Linked DNA regions of Homo sapiens: region 2 is linked to region 1. A link is a loop called in an ENCODE intact Hi-C map of the cell type or tissue named here. Cell type or tissue: right lobe of liver. All regions are shown on one strand. Each heading gives the region's core, and the rest is flanking DNA. Links, peaks and the distances in the headings are about the cores only. Region 1 overlaps IL16 (interleukin 16). Region 2 overlaps TMC3-AS1 (TMC3 antisense RNA 1).

Region 1 (2,918 bases), core at 241-2,740:
CCCTCTGCCCATGTGGGCATTCAAATCTGAGTTCCAGCCCTTAAGGTCTATAAGCATCCAGCAGCCCTCCCCGCCACATCATCAACCCCTGAGTCTGCCATTCTTAGATTTAAAGTTGTTTCTTTGTTTCTTAGCAGCTGGGCATTTCCACGTCTTTATTTTGATTTTGGATGTGCTATATTATTTCACAAGTCTACGTATTGGAAACAGGGGCTGGAGGCAGGGTGGGGAGAGTATTCAGATCAGTTCCGTCTGTTAGGTTGCTGGAGCCAAAGTGAAAAATAAAAGGAACCAGTCCTTGTCATTGTGAGACTCCAAGTCTGGGAAGGAAAATAGATACATTTAAAACATCAGAATATAATTACATGTGTGCTGAAAGAAGGATAGACAACAAAAATTCAGAATGTCCATTCTTAATTACCTAAGGGGCTAGACTTCTCTTTAAGTTATTAGAATGTCCATCTTACTGGGGCCACACAGCCCAGCTCTGGGCTTTTTGGAATGTCCTGTCCTTATTTGGCTATATCTGGTAAAAGCTGGCTGATTAGGTTTTGCCAAATAAATCTTACACAATAGTTTCTTGGAAGGGGAATAAAAGTAAAACATTAGTAGCCTTGATCTGTACACCAAACTTTTGTTGCAACTAATGTATTTGCCCTGAATTCAAGATTCAAATATTTACTTTTAAAAGAAGTTACAAAAGATGATTTGGTCAATGTTTGAGGCTAGAATCAGGGATCATATACTAGCTGAGAGTCTTGACTCATTGAAATCTTCAATTTTTATGATTGCTGTTAATTAAGGGAGGCAAATGCTCAGAAAAAATAAAAAGTTTGGCTTGGGCAGGCTTACATTCAGGAAAGAGAACAAAACACAATATTCTCTTTTCTTGCCACTTCAACCCTTCCCCCACCCCTTTGTTTAAACACAGAAAAGTACAAAAGATAATAAAACACATGATGGCACACTCCCAATTCTGATCCCACTGTTCTTTTTTCCTCTCTTTGACATTTCCTCTCCACCACCCTCTTGATTTAGCTATTCCCCTAGAACGGCATCTGGGCCCTCCCCTCCCCTCCCCTCCCCTCCCCTCCCCTCCCCCCCCTCCTCCCCCGTCAACTGCTTGGTAACTTCAGCTGTTTTTCTAATGTCCATGCTCCCCAAATGTCTGCATTCACTTCTAACTCCCTGAACGGAGAGAGAACGGATGTCATTTCCCTGCTGGACAGCGCCATCTCGTGGTCATCCAGGGACATCGCTCTCCCTTCTGCCACTCAAACCTACACATCCTGGTTTGCCTTCCTTTTCCTCCTCCTCCTCCAGTGCCTCTTACTCTATATAAGGCAATGTCTTTCTCTAGTTTACTAAGACCAGAAACCTTCCAGTTCTCTCTGACCCGCCCCGCCCTTTGCGACCTCTGCTCAGGCTCTGTCACTTCTCTCATCTGCTCCCTTCTCCTCCCAGGGTTACCGCCTCTGTGCAGTCCTTGGAGCTGGAGCCTGGGGCTCACAATGGCCCACTTCATCCTACACTCTGCTTCCTGAAGCCTCTGAAAACCCTGGTCACAGCAGGTCCCTCCCATAGTATAAAAACCTTCAAAGGCTCGCCATTGCCCACACCCTAAAATCTGTATGTGTAATTCTGCATAGTGCTCGGGTTGATAAACTTTTTCTGTAAAGACCCAGATGGTAAAAGTTTTAACCTTTGTGAGCTGCAACCACTCCACACTATGCTGTAACATAAAATCCATTTCTATGTGAACAGAAAACCACTTTCTCCCTTTCTTTCAATTTGTTCAATACACAAACAGGGAGCACTTTCTCTGAATTCAACATTACACCAAGCAACTCAGATATAAATACTATGTTTACACTGACTTCTGGACCTGGTCGTTACTGATGAATCTGCTGTCACCTAATCATGGTTCCATTGTATATGATCCATCCTTTTTCTCTGGTTTCTTTTTCTAGCTGGGCACTGTGGCTCACACCTCTAATCCCAGCACTTTGTGAGGCTGAGATGGGGGCACCCTGCTGAGATGAAAGCAGCCCTGGATGACAGGTACGTGGATGAGCGTGCTCGAGTCCCCAGAAGGCTTTTTTATGGATACTAAAATTTGGATTTCATTTCATTTCCACATATCATAAAATAATCAAAAACACTTTTAAATTTTCAACCATTTAGAAATGTAATAACCTTTCTTTGTTCATGAGACATTGAAAACAGGCGGTGGGCCAGATTTGGCCCACAGACTGTAGTGTGCCTACCCTGCCCTAAGCAAGTTAGATGATTAAAGGTGGTTAGGCTCCCAGCATAGCTTATAGAAAGCGAGCTGACAGAGAAGAGTGAAAATGCTATGAAGTCACTTCTCTTCAGACCTCTGGTGTATGGCCCAGTCCTTGGCCTGCAGTGGGTACTCTCTGCCCTGTGACTTCCAGCCCCTGAACTTTGCCTCCTGAGTTGAAACCTGGCAATTTCTTTGGGCCAAACCTGTTGCTCAATAATCCATGAATGACTTTAGGGTGGAGGTGGGGGTGGGGGGAACCCTGACTCTACAGGACAAGAAGACAGGCAGCTCTGTTTCCCTGGCCCCTCACTCCCAGGATGGATGAGGCTTCTGTCTTGTGAGGATATGAAAGAGTTGAGAGGGGGTGGGTTGATGGAAGAAAGGTGGGTGGGGAGTGGAAGAGAGGGTCCCTGTGGCAGATCATGAGCTCTTCAGGAATCATGCCTGATTGTTTCTATCTGTATTCCTAGACCCTAGGATTCAGTAGGCTCCTAGCAAATGTTTATCAGACTCATCCGTTACAAGGGTTGGAAGCATTGAACCTGGTTTCCCTATGGTTGTGGGTTAGGAAGGACAGGGAGAATGAAGGAGAGGGGGTGTTAACGGATCCCAGCAACTGAGACAGGATCTT
Region 2 (2,918 bases), core at 241-2,740, 110 kb before region 1:
ATAGACTAGCAAGGTGTAAATATGTATATATTTAATATCTGGTGGGGATAAATGCTATAAAGAAAAATAAAGCGTGATAGGCAGCCAATGAGGGCTGGTGGTTTGCTCTGGTATGTAGGGTGGCCAAAAATACCCTCTGATAGGGCAACATTTGAGAAGAGACTTGAAGGAGGAAAGGGAGCAGGTAACTGAGCATGCAGGGAAAAAGCATTCCAACCAAGGCAAAAGACACACGTAAAGACCCCAAGGCCACAGGCCTGGAGTATTTGGGCACAGCAAGGAGGCCAGTGTGGCCAGAGCAGGGTAGGCAAGACACTCAAATTACAGGAGAAGAGCTCCAGGGTGCAGCACAGGGTCCCTCTTGTTGGGCTATGTAGCTCTGGGTAAGGATGTGGATTTTACTCTGACTGAGAAAAGGAGCCACTGGAGGTTTCTAGAAGAGAAGGCACCTGATTTGACTTACATTTTTTACAAAAAAAAATTCTCTGGCTGCTGTGAGGAGAATGGGATGTAGCTGGGCGGGAAATAGTCTTTGGAAGTCGTCAAAAGAAACAGGACAACGATGAGGAGGCTGCTACGACAATCTAGGCAATGGCGGCTTGGACTGGGCAGTAGTCACAGAGGCAGATGGAACAGAAAGGCTCTGATGATTGCATTATTTTAGATAAAACGTTGTATTTCATTAGCATTCTTGTTACTTCACTTTTGATGTTGGAAATTTAGGTGGCCCAATGTTTTAAATAAACCTATCACAATCAAACATTTTGAACACTTACTACATCAAACACTATTCTGAGCCTTTTACAGCTATTTATTTTCATTCTCACAGAAACACTTCAAAAAGTCCCAGTTTTCCTACCTATGGGTTGGACAGCCTTGGAGAGTCGTATCTCTTGAGGCCTCTGACCCGTCTTTTGTAGAACAGGGGATTGAGCCAGGTGACCAGAGTCTTTCTAGCGCTACAGTTCTATGACTCTGTGCCTTTTTACAGAATGGAGTCTCAATTTCTCAGAGGCCATCTGTGGAGTTTCTATTTTAGATCATTTCAAAACCAATCACATTCTCATCCCCCTTCTCTCACAGGCCCCCGACAGCCGGGTTCACACAGTCCCACACCTCTTCTGGTGTCCCATATACAATGCCTTCTCCTCAGTACCTGGAGCACAAAAGGGAATTTGACCCCAGGGTATCACTCAAACTTGTTTATCTTGGCATTATATCTAAGGACTAGAAGGTGGACCATGCCCAACAGCCGGCTTCACACAGTCCCACACCTCTTCCAGTGTCCCATATACAATGCCTTCTCCTCAGTACTTGGAGCCCAAAAAGGAATTATATCTAAGGACTAGAAGGTGGACCATGCCCAACAGCCGGCTTCACACAGTCCCATACCTCTTCCAGTGTCCCATACACAATGCCTTCTCCTCAGTACCTGGAGTGCAAAAAGGAATTTCACCCCAGGGTATCAATCAAACTTGTTTATCTTGGCATTATATCTAATGACTAGAAGGTGGACCATGCCATGTCTGTCACTGCTGTTTAGAGCAGGCTTGCAGAGAAGGGGCTGAGACTTACTAGCCCCACCTCCCTTCAGGCCTGCAGAAATGAACAGTAAGCTTTCACAAAAATATGGTTTGCTGGGGACGACTTAGTTAAAAAACAGAAGTTAATCATTTTCTGAAAGACAGTTGGAAAGTTGATCACCGGGTGCAAGGGTTGATTGGAATCTTAGGAAGCAAACCCACAGAGACACCAGGAAGGATGTGGCATCTCTGGTAAACTTGAAACAAGGCATGCACTTACAGGTTCCCTATTATTAACCTCATTTTGGACATAAAGTGGCTGGATTAATTTCCTGTGGCTGCTGTAACAAATCACCATAAACGTAGTAGTTTAAAATGACAGAAATGTATTTTCTGGCAGTTTTGAAGGCCAGAAGTCTGAAGTCTGATAGTATCACTGGGCCCAAATAAAGGTGTTGGCAGGGTACTCCCTCTGTAGGTTCTATAGAAGAAGACATTCCTTGCCTCTTTCAGCTTCTGGTGAGAGCAGGCACTCCTTGGCTTGTGGCTGCATCCCTGCAGCCTTCAACGCCAGCATCTTCAGGTCTCTCTCTGCTCCATCTTCACATCACCTTCTCCTCTGTATGCAGTAAAATCTCCTCCTTCATCCCTCTTATAAGGTACATGTGATTACCTGTAGTGCCTACCCAGATAATCTAGGATAACCTCCCTATCTCATAATACTTAATCACATCTGCAAGGACCTCCCTCCCTTTTTGCTATATCAGGAAATACGCACAGGTTTCAGGGGTTAAGACGTAGATAGATTTTGGGGGGTCATTTTTCTGCCTATCTCAATGACACAGAATATACTCTGAATTTAGACATTAGCATGCTAATGTTCAACTCTCATTAGTAGATGCTGATAAGATCTACTCAAGTGCATCACACCATAAATACTGACTCTCCAGGTCAGACCCATTTTCTCTAAATAGTAAGCCTGAACAAGCCTGCTTGGGATTCAGGGAAACTGCCTAGAGTTTTTCCAAAACCCATAGACCTTGTCTGGTGAAAATGTTGTAGCATATGATTTAATGTTGTAACACAACACAGCACAGGTACTTAGTATTTATGTAATGAATGAGTGAAATAATAAACTCAGAGGCCCTCACAAGCAGAGAGAGGAAGGGGAAAGAAAGTGCTGTGGATATGGGAATTCCACCCACCAGAAATGGAGAATATTATATTTACTATTTTTAAATGATTAGAGGCAAATCTGCACCAATTCTAGAAACTAGAAAAAAAAAAGAGCCTGAACTTACTAAATGCTTTGTATTAGTCTGTTCTCATGCTGCTGACAAGGACATACCCAAGACTGGGTAATTTATAAAGAAAAAGGGCCGGGCGCAGTGGCTC

Evidence for each region. A loop is a pair of places that touch in the nucleus more often than their neighbours do. Peaks named below come from ENCODE experiments on the same cell type or tissue, not always from the same donor. Only the 100,000 strongest peaks of a DNase experiment are listed, where the experiment ranks them.
Region 2: a loop joins it to region 1, with 3 times the contacts of the local background. A loop is called at or near these places in 22 of 110 quality-filtered maps.

Annotation. Positions count from the first base shown.
Region 1 is chr15:81,273,547-81,276,464 of GRCh38, reverse strand. All of the region lies in intron 6 of IL16 (interleukin 16), which reads right to left. Among named protein-coding and RNA genes, the nearest start is that of STARD5, 49 kb to the left of the region's middle. RefSeq lists enhancers at 1,083-1,377, 1,103-1,397. In right lobe of liver, for the core only: a CTCF peak has its summit at 1,253 (motif pointing left); DNase peaks (open chromatin) are centred at 1,234 and 2,434; H3K27ac peaks cover 2,266 bases.
Region 2 is chr15:81,383,896-81,386,813 of GRCh38, reverse strand. The region is part of intron 6 of TMC3-AS1 (TMC3 antisense RNA 1); the gene reads right to left. Among named protein-coding and RNA genes, the nearest start is that of TMC3, 11 kb to the right of the region's middle. In right lobe of liver, for the core only: no CTCF peak of the experiment used is centred there; a DNase peak (open chromatin) is centred at 1,273; H3K4me3 peaks cover 562 bases.